Linked DNA regions of Homo sapiens: regions 2 and 3 are each linked to region 1. A link is a contact called in ENCODE Hi-C or POLR2A ChIA-PET data. All regions are on one chromosome and are shown on one strand. The core of a region is the stretch at or near the end of the contact, and the rest is flanking DNA. Distances in the headings are between cores, read along the strand shown. Region 1 holds the start of ENO1-AS1 (ENO1 antisense RNA 1). Region 2 holds the start of KLHL21 (kelch like family member 21). Region 3 holds the start of EXOSC10-AS1 (EXOSC10 antisense RNA 1).

Region 1 (3,656 bases), core at 771-3,270:
CCAGTGATTTTTACACACGTATCACAGGGAGAATCAGTAATCCAAGCGAGTTACAGGTCGTAGCAGATTCACTCTCCCTTGATCCCGGCCACCTGCAGACACCATGCATGTGTTACCTACAGTGCTTCAAGGTGTGGTATTCTGATAGCTTTGGACAGTTATTCCCCACCTGCCCACCACCAATAAAACTTCTCAACAAGCTTACAGCAAGTGAGAAATAATAACTAAATGCAATGCCGTTGTGCTGACTACAAGCAAATGTGAACCCCACAGCCTGCTAACAAAGCCTAAGGAGCTATGGAAACAGGGAGGGCATTTGGCAGCCTGTGAATTTTGAAAAAGATTTCAGGACATCTCTAGTAATCATTAACATTTTAGCTACAATGTGAGGTCGAAGTGCTGGCTCAGAATGTGGCGCTGCAGCCTCCAAGAATCTTGCAACGGCAGCAGTCCGGGATCATGTTCGGCCTCTGATTTCCTGCTAGATTTACTGGTTCTGGCCACAGCAGAGTATCTTTATCTCTCTAACCATTTTTATGTAAAATAAGATTGTTTGGAGCCCTTTCAGGGCCACGCCTTAGAATTGCTCTGAGAGTACCAAGTGCCTGATTTCTTAGAGTCCTTACCAGTAGGAGATGTTGGCTGTTGATTTAGCTGCTGAGTCATGGGGCTGGGGATAGTGGTTTTCAGTAGCCAAAAACGTTAGTGTGTTGCTGGTGAAATCACAAACTCTGCTTGCAAAATTTTACTCTTTTTTTTTTTCTTTTTGCTGAATTTAATCCTAAAGTTCTTGCTTCTTACTCACTGGAAAGCAAATACTATGGTCTCAATAGGCCTTAATTTTTAACCAACGCCATGGAAACCTGTCTGTAGCTAAGAGGATAAAAATGCTAGGGGTTAAGGAAGAAAAGCAGGTTTTGCAGCTGACCAGAAGAAATAATTAAATTCAAGTACATATTTGAACACCTCTTTACAAGGAAATGAGGAAAATCAGATGTTTTAGTTCTCTTACAGACCAGCAGTAATGTTGAAAAATATAAAAGTAGCCGTAACAGAAAACGAAGTGATCATCTCAGCCCTCCCTTGGAGTGGGGGGATATATTGCGGAGCTGAGTTTTAATGGCTATCAGTTCTTGATCAGAAAAGTGAAATCACTCCAACTCCTTCCGTATTCCACGGAATATGACCCGTCTTGAACTTTGAGAAATTCCCCGGGTCTGTGTGAAATTCCAGTTCCAAATAATTCACATGAATGGTTCACAAGAATCCAGGTAGGTTTGATCTAGTTCCCTAGATGGGAATGAGAGGGATGTAAAATTTGAGAGGCAACATGACATGGACTAGAGAGAGAATGAATTAACACTGGGGAAGCACGTGGGGGCGCGCCGGACACCTAGAAGGCACTCAAAAAGTATGAGGTAGAATTAAAGGAAAGTGAACCTTCCTTTGGCTGTCTCGGCCTGATTCTCACCGCAGCAAGGAGAAAGGGACAGGGTCACCTTGGCGGGTGCCAGGCGGAGCCCGGCCAGACGGGCGCGGCTGGAGGGCAGCGCGCAGGCGCAGGCGGCGCACGTGGCCCCGGACACGCAGCGCTGCGGCGGGGCCAGCGCCCCAACCCCGGAGTGGGGCCGAGGCGCGCAGCCTCTCAACGACTCGACGCCAACGGGGTCTCTCGGATCGCGGCGCGAGGCAGGAGGGGCGGGGCAGGAGGGCCGCGGCAGGCCCGGGCCGCCAAAGTTGTCAGCAAGGTCGAGGGCCGGACGTGGGGCCCCAGAGCGACGCTGAGTGCGTGCGGGACTCGGAGTACGTGACGGAGCCCCGAGCTCTCATGCCCGCCACGCCGCCCCGGGCCATCCCCCGGAGCCCCGGCTCCGCACACCCCAGTTCGGCTCACCGGTCCTATCTGGGGCCAGAGTTTCGCCCGCACCACTACAGGGCCGCTGGGGAGTCGGGGCCCCCCAGATCTGCCCGCCTCAAGTCCGCGGGACGTCACCCCCCTTTCCACGCTACTGCAGCCGTCGCAGTCCCACCCCTTTCCGGGAGGTGAGGGAATGAGTGACGGCTCTCCCGACGAATGGCGAGGCGGAGCTGAGGGGGCGTGCCCCGGAGGCGGGAAGTGGGTGGGGCTCGCCTTAGCTAGGCAGGAAGTCGGCGCGGGCGGCGCGGACAGTATCTGTGGGTACCCGGAGCACGGAGATCTCGCCGGCTTTACGTTCACCTCGGTGTCTGCAGCACCCTCCGCTTCCTCTCCTAGGCGACGAGACCCAGTGGCTAGGTAATGATTGGGGAAGGGCTGAGCAACGGGCAGGCGGCGCAGGGCTTTTCTGGGCTTGTGGGGCTCTTTTCCCTCCGAGGGAGGCGGCGCGCCCGCAGGCCCAGCGTGGCGGGGTCGGGGGCACGTGCAAGCCGCCTCCCTGGGTGGGAACTGGCGCCCCCGCTCACCCCGAGGCCCGGGGCGGGGGCGCAATGCCAGGCGCACGTGCTGGGCCCCCGATTTCTTTGGAGGGGAAAGTGCAGATCAACACGTGATTACCGACTGCGGGGCCGAGTCACTGTCAGGGAAGGTCGGGAGCTGCACACGCGAGCTGCTTAGCACAGCGGGAGTTGGGAGTGGAAGTTGCTTTTCCATCGTAGCCAAGTGTAAGGTTTTTGGGATAGACGCAGACTTAGCGGCGGTGGCCACTCAGGCCAGGCCCTTCCTAAAATGGAGGAGGGCGGCGATAGTGGAGATGGCCACGAGGCTGCGGCCCCCTCCCCCACCGGTAGCCCCCGCCTCTCGCCCGCGCTCGCGGCCCGCGCTTCTGCCTAGTAAGCGGTGACTCATTTAACTCCGAGAAGGCACCTCTTGAGGAACCTACAGCAGAGCCGTTAGATCATTGGCAAGTCCTCCAGGCGACCTCGCCCAAGTTGGGCAAGAGCGGCTCCCCGGCTGGCCACCAAAAATCGGGCCTGATCTGATTTGGTTTTTTTTTTTTTTTGAGTTTTGCTATTGTTGCCCAGGCTGGAGTGCAATTGCGCGATCTCGGATCTCGGTTCACCGCAACCTCGGCCTCCTGGGTTCAAGCGATTCTCCTACCTCAGCCTCCCGAGTAGCTGGGATTACAGGCATGCGCCACCACGCCCGGCTAATTTTGTTTTTTTTTTGTTGTTGTTGTTGTTTTAGTAGAGGCGGTGTTTCACCATGTTGGCCAGGCTGGTCTTGAGCTCCCGACCTCAGGTGATCCGCCCGCCTCGGCCTCCCAAAGTGCTGGGATTACAGGCGTGAGCCACCGCGCTAGGCCAAGAAGGATGTATTTTAAGAAAGCTTCCTGTTCAATGTTCCCCTGCTCTGTGCGCTTCTCTGGGCGGTAGGGTCCATTGCTTCACTTGCCTTTCAGGCCCACCCGGGCCCTGACTGCTCCATTCATTTACCGTGTCCCTAATTCGGGGTTCCATCCAGGCAGCTAAAAAAGCTGTGAATGGTCCGGGCGCGGTGGCTCACGCCTGTAATCCGAGCACTTTGGGATGCCGAGGTGGGCCTCCTCAGGATCACCTGAGGTCGGGAGTTAGAGACCAGCCTGACCAACGTGGTGAAACCCCGTCTCTACTGAAAATACAAAAATCGACCAGGCGCGGTGGCTCACGCCTGTAATCCTAGCACTTTGGGAGGCCGAGGT
Region 2 (3,656 bases), core at 371-2,870, 2.3 Mb after region 1:
GCAAGATGGGTAAGCTGACCCAGGGGACGGGAGTTCTTTTCCCTACAAACATTCCACTTCCTGGCTACTCAGCCTTTCTTGTCACAAAGCCTGTGCAAGGAAGCTATTGGCCCTGCTCCTGGGCCCAGGAATGCTGCCGCTGCCTTGAATAGCTGTGTGAACAGTCCTTCTATGGGCAACAGGCGGCCCGCCTGGGTACCTGAATGTTTTCTGATTTGGGCCTGTGCTGCCCATGCTCACCCTGAAATTCAGACCAGATGCATTCTTATGGCAAAATGACGTGAAACTCTTAAGTAGAAGAGAAAGCCTGCGGTTCTCATTTCAGAGGTGGAATAAAAACAAAATGTCTTCTGGAAACGCTACGCGGCCCTAGACCTCGCTGGAACCAGGAAATGATAGCCAGCTCCCATGCGCGTGGCCTGCTCTGGGACCCACGTGGGCGGGCGCCTTCCTCAGGAATGCGTTCTCAAAGGCCCACCGGTGTAGGGGGGCTGGAAAACAGCACAAACCCAAGTGTTCTCTGCAAAGCAGCAGTCCTGGTGGTGAAATAGGGGTCTTTTCTAAAACTGAGCAAAGCCTACCTTCCACTGAGGAAAAAATGGCCTCCAAGGGAGGGCTCTTTTTCCCCTACAAGTGACATTCAAAGTGGTGCTGTGTCTATCGGAACTAAAATAAGGGCGATTCCTTCTTTCACCATTCCCCACCGCAGTACAAGTGACGGCGGGACTGTGCTTAGTGGCGTCATCTAGTTTCAAGGCGGTCTCCTATCTGACTTTGAGCCCTCGCTCTTTATACCCAGTTACCCTCTCGTGGAGTCCGAGCAGCTGCTTCAGGGAGGCCCGGGAGCCCCTAGGGCGGGCAGCCCCGGAGCCTGCAGCTGCGACGCAGACTCGGAAACTACAACTGCGCGTGAAGCCGACTAAAGTTAACGCCTGTGTGATTGAGTCAGAAGCTCCTTCAGGAACACAGGAGTGGGGCCGACTCCTGGAATCCGGCCCCGGGTCGCTTATAAATGCGCCAAGAAAAAAACGTCACCGAAAAACTTTATACGCGTTCTTGCTTTGGTCCAGAATGGTAAAAAGCCTATCCTTTGAGTGTGTCCCGTGATGGGGTTAACTAGCAACCCTTGAAACTAGTGGAACTCAAAAGCAAAACAAAAAGCCATTGTACCCAGCCGCCCCGGGACCTGGGCCGGCGCCCTTGGGAAGTCTGGCGTGAAAGGAGGGGTGGCTTTGGTTTCAGGGCCGAGCTCGCCTCTCCCGGGTTGGGTTCAGCAGCCGGGCCGGGTGGGTCGTGGGCAACCCCGGGAGGCCCCCGGTCCCGGCGCGCGGCGAGGCCGCCCTCGGACCTGGCACTTGTCACTCGCTGTCCCCGGCCCGGGCGTCAGCGGGGAGACGCAGAAGGGCGGAGGGAGGGAGCCGGCCGCGGACAGCGGTGACTCAGCCTGCGGAGCCGGGGGCGGGCGCCGCGCGGGGGACAGGCGAGCCCGCGCTCGCGGGGGGCGGTGGCGCCCGGCACAGAGGGGTTAAGGGGGCGGTGCAGACGTCTCCCCGCCCATCCCGCCCCTCGAGAGCCGCGGCGCCCCGCCCTATTTATAGCAGCGGTGCCTAGCGCGCCGCGTCTCTCCGCAGGCCCCGGCCGCGGCGTCCTCGACAACCTATCGAAGGCGCCATGGAGCGACCGGCGCCCCTGGCCGTGCTTCCCTTCTCGGACCCCGCGCACGCCCTGAGCCTGCTGCGCGGCCTGAGCCAGCTGCGCGCCGAGCGCAAGTTCCTGGACGTGACCCTGGAGGCGGCGGGCGGGCGCGACTTCCCGGCGCACCGTGCGGTGCTGGCCGCCGCCAGCCCCTACTTCCGCGCCATGTTCGCGGGGCAGCTGCGCGAGAGCCGCGCCGAGCGGGTGCGCCTGCACGGAGTGCCTCCCGACATGCTGCAGCTGCTGCTGGACTTCAGCTACACGGGCCGCGTGGCGGTAAGCGGCGACAACGCTGAGCCGCTGCTGCGCGCCGCCGACCTGCTGCAGTTCCCGGCCGTGAAGGAGGCGTGCGGGGCCTTCCTGCAGCAGCAGCTCGACCTGGCCAACTGCCTGGACATGCAGGACTTCGCTGAGGCCTTCAGCTGCTCGGGACTGGCGAGCGCGGCGCAGCGGTTCATTCTGCGCCACGTGGGCGAGCTGGGCGCCGAGCAGCTGGAGCGGCTGCCACTGGCGCGCCTGCTGCGCTACCTGCGGGACGACGGGCTGTGTGTGCCCAAGGAGGAGGCCGCCTACCAGCTGGCGCTGCGCTGGGTCCGCGCTGACCCGCCGCGCCGCGCCGCGCACTGGCCGCAGCTGCTGGAGGCCGTGCGCCTGCCCTTCGTGCGCCGCTTCTACCTGTTGGCGCACGTCGAGGCCGAGCCGCTGGTGGCGCGCTGCCCACCCTGCCTGCGCCTGCTGCGCGAGGCGCGCGACTTCCAGGCGGCGCGCTACGACCGCCACGACCGCGGGCCCTGTCCCCGAATGCGTCCTCGCCCGTCCACCGGTCTCGCCGAGATCCTCGTGCTCGTGGGCGGCTGCGACCAGGACTGTGACGAGCTGGTCACTGTCGACTGCTACAACCCGCAGACGGGTCAGTGGCGCTACCTGGCCGAGTTCCCAGACCACCTGGGCGGAGGCTACAGCATCGTGGCGCTGGGCAATGACATCTACGTGACGGGTGAGTGGGCCAGGGGCTGGGCAGGCTCTCTGGGGTTGAACCTCGCCGGTACGGGAGCCCAGCTATTCGCGGGGGAAGCGCACAGAGCCTGGAATCCTAGGGGCGCACCTGAGTCCAAGCTGGGGCTCTGGTGACTACATGTCTCTGGGCGATACTTTTAACCTTGAAGAAGGGCCCCTTGTGTGAGCCGGGACAAGTAGCTGCTTGTGGGTCTCTGTGCCCCGTGCGGCCGGGGCTGCCAGGCTGAGCCAACTCCGTGCCCAGGAGGTGCCTCCCCACTTGGTTGGAAGATACTGGGGCATTCACCCCGCACAATGGGTGCTTTCTTTTTCTCCTTAAGGAATCCAGGGACGGGCAGGAGGCCGACGCCCGGTGAGGCATCTGTTCCCCACAAGCCGGGGAATTTCTCCCTCCCTGCTGAGCCACACCGGGCCCCCTGACTCACTCTTTGTCACCCGGTGACAAGGTTCCCTTGGGCTTGCACCTAGGCTCTGTGCTCTGGTCACATGGTGTTTAGGCTGAACTCCCCGGAGCCTGTAAACATGGTCACATGTTAAGAGGTTTTCTTCCAGTTACTTGGCCCAAACCCCAAAACACTGCCGAGTCATGGTAGGCGGGTCCCAGTCCGCCTGAGTTTGGGCTTCTACGGTTTTTATTAAAGATAAATCCCAGTTCAAACACGAGGCTACCTCCTTTGTCGGGGTGAGGAAGGGCGGTCTCTGTGACTGCTATATAAGGAAAGAACCCACCAGGCAGGCGTGTGAGGCGGTTATCAGGCAAGGAGGTGGGGACTGGGATGTCACAGCTGCTGTGCCCAGCCTTGCATGTTCGCGAGAGAGCCCACTCTGGGACGTGCTCCGAGTTCCAGTGGGGCTCTGAGGTGTCAGGTGGGACAGTTGCTGGATTCTGTTGCCACAGCTTCCTTAGCCTGCTGCTCTGAGTCCAGCCTCTGCTGGGTTCTGCC
Region 3 (3,656 bases), core at 315-2,814, 2.2 Mb before region 1:
AGTGAGCTGAGATTGCACCACTGCACTCCAGCCTGGGCAGCAGAGTGAGACTCTGTCTCAAAAAAAAAAAATAAACAGGGCAGGCACGGTGGCTCCGCCTGTAATCCCAGCACTCTGGGAGGTCGAGGCGGGAGGATCACAAGGTGAGGAGTTCGAGACCAGCCTGGCCAATATGGTGAAACCCCGTTTCTACTAAAAATACGAAAAAAATTAGCCGAGCGTGGTGGTGCACGCCTGTAATCCCAGCTACTCGGGAGGCTGAGGCAAGAGAATTCGTTGAACCCGGGAGGCGGGAGGTTGCAGTGAGCCAAGATTGCGTCACTGCACTCCAGCCTGGGCAACAGAGTGAGACTCCATCTCAAAAAAAATAAAAATAAAAATAGGCTGCACGCTGATGACTCGTATCTGTAATCCCAGCACTTTGGGAGAGCAAGAGTGAAACTTTGTCCCAAAAACATGGTTTTTTTTGTTTGTTTGTGACAAGGTCTCACTCTGTTGCCCAGGCTGGAATGCAGTGGTTCGATCTCGGCTCACTGTAACCTCCACCTCCCGGGCTCAAGCCTCAGCCTCCCGAGTAGCTGGGATTACAGGCATGTGCCACCACGCCCGACTAATTTTTGTGTTTTTAGTATAGACAGAGTTTCACCATGTTGGCCAGGCTGGTCTCCAACTCCCGACCTCAGGTGATCCACCCGCCTCGGCCTCCTAAAGTGCTGGGATTACAGGTGTGAGTCACGGCGCCCAGCCTCAAAAACATAACCTTAAAAAGAAATTTTTGAGACAGGGTTTCATCCTGTCACCCCGGCTGGAGTGCAGTGGAGCCTCCACCTCCTCGGCTCAAGCAACCATCCCACCTCAGCCTCCCGAGCAGCTGGGACTACAGATGCGCACCACCACTCCCGGTAATCCCGGTTTGTTTGTTTTTTAAATTTTTAAATAAACACGAGGATAAGCGGGGATCGTGGCCCTCGCCTGGGGTCCCTGCTACTTCGCAGGCTAAGGTGGGAGGATCTCTTGAGCCCAAGAGTTCGAAACCAGATTGGGCAAACCTCGTGTCAAAAATATATGTGATAGTCAGGTCCTCCAGGCCGCACCCTAGATCACAGGGTTGTTGGGATGATACAATATGAGGTAAAAGAACGTGAAATTCACACCAGAGCGCTCGAAAGTGCCACCCTAATCGCAGGCTTCCCAACCTAATCGCAGGCTTCCCAACCTAATCGCAGGTGCCCCACCCTAAACGCAGGCTTCCCAACCTAATCGCAGGCGCCCCACCCCAATCGCAGGCTCCCCACACTATAATCAGACGCCCCGCCCGCCGCTTCGACCTGGCGCATGCGTGGTGCGCACGCGTCCCGTCTCCTCGGCCGACAAGCTCTCGCGAGACGAGCCGTGCAGGCTGAAAAAATGGCGCCACCCAGTACCCGGGAGCCCAGGGTCCTGTCGGCGACCAGCGCAACCAAATCCGACGGAGAGATGGTGCTGCCAGGCTTCCCGGACGCCGACAGCTTTGTGAAGGTGAGTTCGCGGGGCCTCGGGGGTACCAGGAGTCGCCCGCGGCCGCCGGAAGCCGACTGGGCCCTCTGGGCAGCCAATGCCCGCCCGCCGTAGTGGAGCCCGAGCGAGGGTCGCGGGGCCCCTGTCCGCGCTGGGCGCAGACTCTCCTGCACCCTCCGGGGATGGGGCCTCGGAAACGGACACTGAGGGGCGTCCCGCTTGCGAGCCTAAGTCCATGGAGGCCCAAATGTGGAAAGCCGTCTCGCATCCTGGGAAAGGCTTCCTTGCCACCCAGACGTCCCTAGCCCTTGCGACGTCGCGCTCGCCACGCCCTAGCCACCCGACCAGCTCTCCGCAGGGGCTCGGCTTCTTCGCGCTCCCCACACTTGCCTGGAGTTGTCTCCTCCCGCGGCCAGTATGGCCCTTCTCTTCCTCTGTTTCTGAAGTCCAGTCCTACATAATTTTTAACCCTGAGTTAAATGTCACCTGTTAAAGCCCCATTGCACGTTTATTAGTAACTCCTGGAAGGTATACAGGGCGTTCACTTAAGATCTTTGTATAACTTAGCTTAAATATGAGCAAACGTACAACTAGGCTTAAGGTGTGCATAGCTCTTACAAAGCAATGAAACTAAAATAATTTGTAAATTAACCCTATAAATTTACAGAAATTCCACTAACGTTGTATCTTATCTAATTTGCTGTTAGCTAATGCTATTGATTCATTAACATGGCTCTCAATAGTTCCTGGACCACTAACTGTGGTCCTGGTTGTGTGGCGGTCATGCTCATAAGCTACCATGTTCCCCTCCGTGACTTAATTTCCCACCTCCTTTCTCTGCTTTTTTCTTGGGAAATGTTTATTCACAAAACTCACAATGACGTTTTAGGCCTTCACATGATCAGCCATCATTTATGTCACTTCACGGCTTTTTTTCGTTACCTCACAACAGTTAAAATAGAGAACCACTTGACACTAACTGAACAATAAACACAAATCCAGTTTTAGATAGTAGCTGTTATAAATTTGTCGTCCAAGGATCTAGGATAAGCTTGTATTGTTTTTAGATGCTCATCCAGATGAAAACACAAAAACAAATTCCTGTAGAAAGCTCTTGGATCTGAACTTGAGTCGTAATAATAACGCTTATGTGCCAAGAACTGTCCTAAGTGCTTTTATTAGCTTATTCATTCTGTCCTCACAAAAACTCTGTGGTGCAGGCCCTTTTTATTTTTCCTGTTTCTCAGAGGAGAACACTAAAGTCCAAATAAAGCAATCACTTGTCCAAGATCTCAGTTAATACGTAGCAGAGTCAAGATTCAACCCCAGGTATTTGTGAATATTAATCAGATTATATACGTATGTATTCTGTCTCTCAACTCTCCCAAGAATATAAGCTCCAAACTTGGTTTCCTGTTCAGTATTGTATTCTCAGGGCCTAGATTAGATTGGGGTTTGGCACTAAATGAGTGCTTTTTTTGATGGATGAAGAGTAGATACCTTGTATACGATAGATCAAAAAAATGACATACCAAATGAATGGGGATCCCTGTGTAAACATGCCATCTTTTCTTGTTTTTGACAGTTTGCTCTTGGGTCCGTGGTGGCAGTCACCAAGGCATCTGGGGGCCTACCACAGTTTGGCGATGAGTATGATTTTTACCGAAGTTTTCCTGGCTTCCAAGCATTTTGCGAAACACAGGGAGACAGGTTGCTTCAGTGGTAAGTACTGTACTTTGTTTTCTTGTGTTAGTGAAAAGAAATGAAAACAAAGAAGTAGATAAATTTTTCCTGAAATTTATTTTTCCTTAAACATTTTCTGTGGTATGAAGAGCTATAAAATGTGAAAATTGAAGCAATGGATTTTGATTAGGGAAATATTACTTGGTATATTTTTAGTTTAGCCTTTAAAAAATGTATTGACTTTTGTACTGAAAAAATATATTGACTTTTGTACAAATCTTTTTTAATTAAATGGGACGTGAACACTTAGAGCCAAGATTCTTTTTTTTTTTTGAGACGGAGTCTCGCTCTATTGCCCAGGCTGGAGTGCGGTGGCATGATCTCGGCTCACTGCAAGCTCCGCCTCCCAGGTTCACGCTATTCTCCTGCCTCAGCCTCCTGAGTAGCTGGGACTACAGGTGCCCGTCAACACGCCC

The links. Hi-C counts contacts between places; a loop is a spot of excess contacts on that map. ChIA-PET counts read pairs that join two places held with the same protein, here RNA polymerase II (POLR2A). Pooled maps may share reads with other maps.
Region 2: a pooled map shows a loop between it and region 1 (10-fold over the local background). The contact joins the promoter of KLHL21 here to the promoter of ENO1-AS1 in region 1. A Hi-C loop is called at or near these places in 2 of 37 single-sample maps with no recorded cell type and 9 of 50 pooled maps. POLR2A ChIA-PET finds 5 or more read pairs at or near these places in 1 of 52 experiments (activated CD4-positive, alpha-beta T cell).
Region 3: a loop to region 1 is called in a pooled map, with 8 times the contacts of the local background. The contact joins the promoter of EXOSC10-AS1 here to the promoter of ENO1-AS1 in region 1. A Hi-C loop is called at or near these places in 2 of 50 pooled maps. POLR2A ChIA-PET finds 5 or more read pairs at or near these places in 2 of 52 experiments (PC-3 and WTC11).

Annotation. Positions count from the first base shown.
Region 1 is chr1:8,877,199-8,880,854 of GRCh38, reverse strand. ENO1-AS1 (ENO1 antisense RNA 1) reads right to left here and starts at 2,020. Exons shown (of 2, transcript NR_038351.1): 1 at 1,895-2,020; 2 at 970-1,290. It overlaps ENO1 (enolase 1), which reads left to right and starts at 2,169. Exons shown (of 12, transcript NM_001428.5): 1 at 2,169-2,275. RefSeq lists silencers at 1,446-1,695, 2,416-2,465, 2,676-2,795 and enhancers at 1,554-2,145, 2,146-2,739, 2,740-3,332.
Region 2 is chr1:6,600,833-6,604,488 of GRCh38, reverse strand. It overlaps KLHL21 (kelch like family member 21), which reads left to right and starts at 1,620. Exons shown (of 4, transcript NM_014851.4): 1 at 1,620-2,692. The coding sequence starts at 1,672. LOC107984913 (a long non-coding RNA gene) reads left to right here. Exons shown (of 2, transcript XR_001737882.3): 2 at 1-1,042. RefSeq lists silencers at 1-250, 1,215-1,604, 2,205-2,364, 2,545-2,624 and enhancers at 665-814, 855-1,014, 1,035-1,124, 2,885-2,934, 2,965-3,104.
Region 3 is chr1:11,097,583-11,101,238 of GRCh38, reverse strand. EXOSC10-AS1 (EXOSC10 antisense RNA 1) reads right to left here and starts at 1,564. Exons shown (of 2, transcript NR_135062.1): 1 at 1,425-1,564. It overlaps EXOSC10 (exosome component 10), which reads left to right and starts at 1,370. Exons shown (of 25, transcript NM_001001998.3): 1 at 1,370-1,518; 2 at 3,083-3,219. The coding sequence starts at 1,408. RefSeq lists enhancers at 1,081-1,641, 1,931-1,990, 1,642-2,204 and a silencer at 1,828-2,029.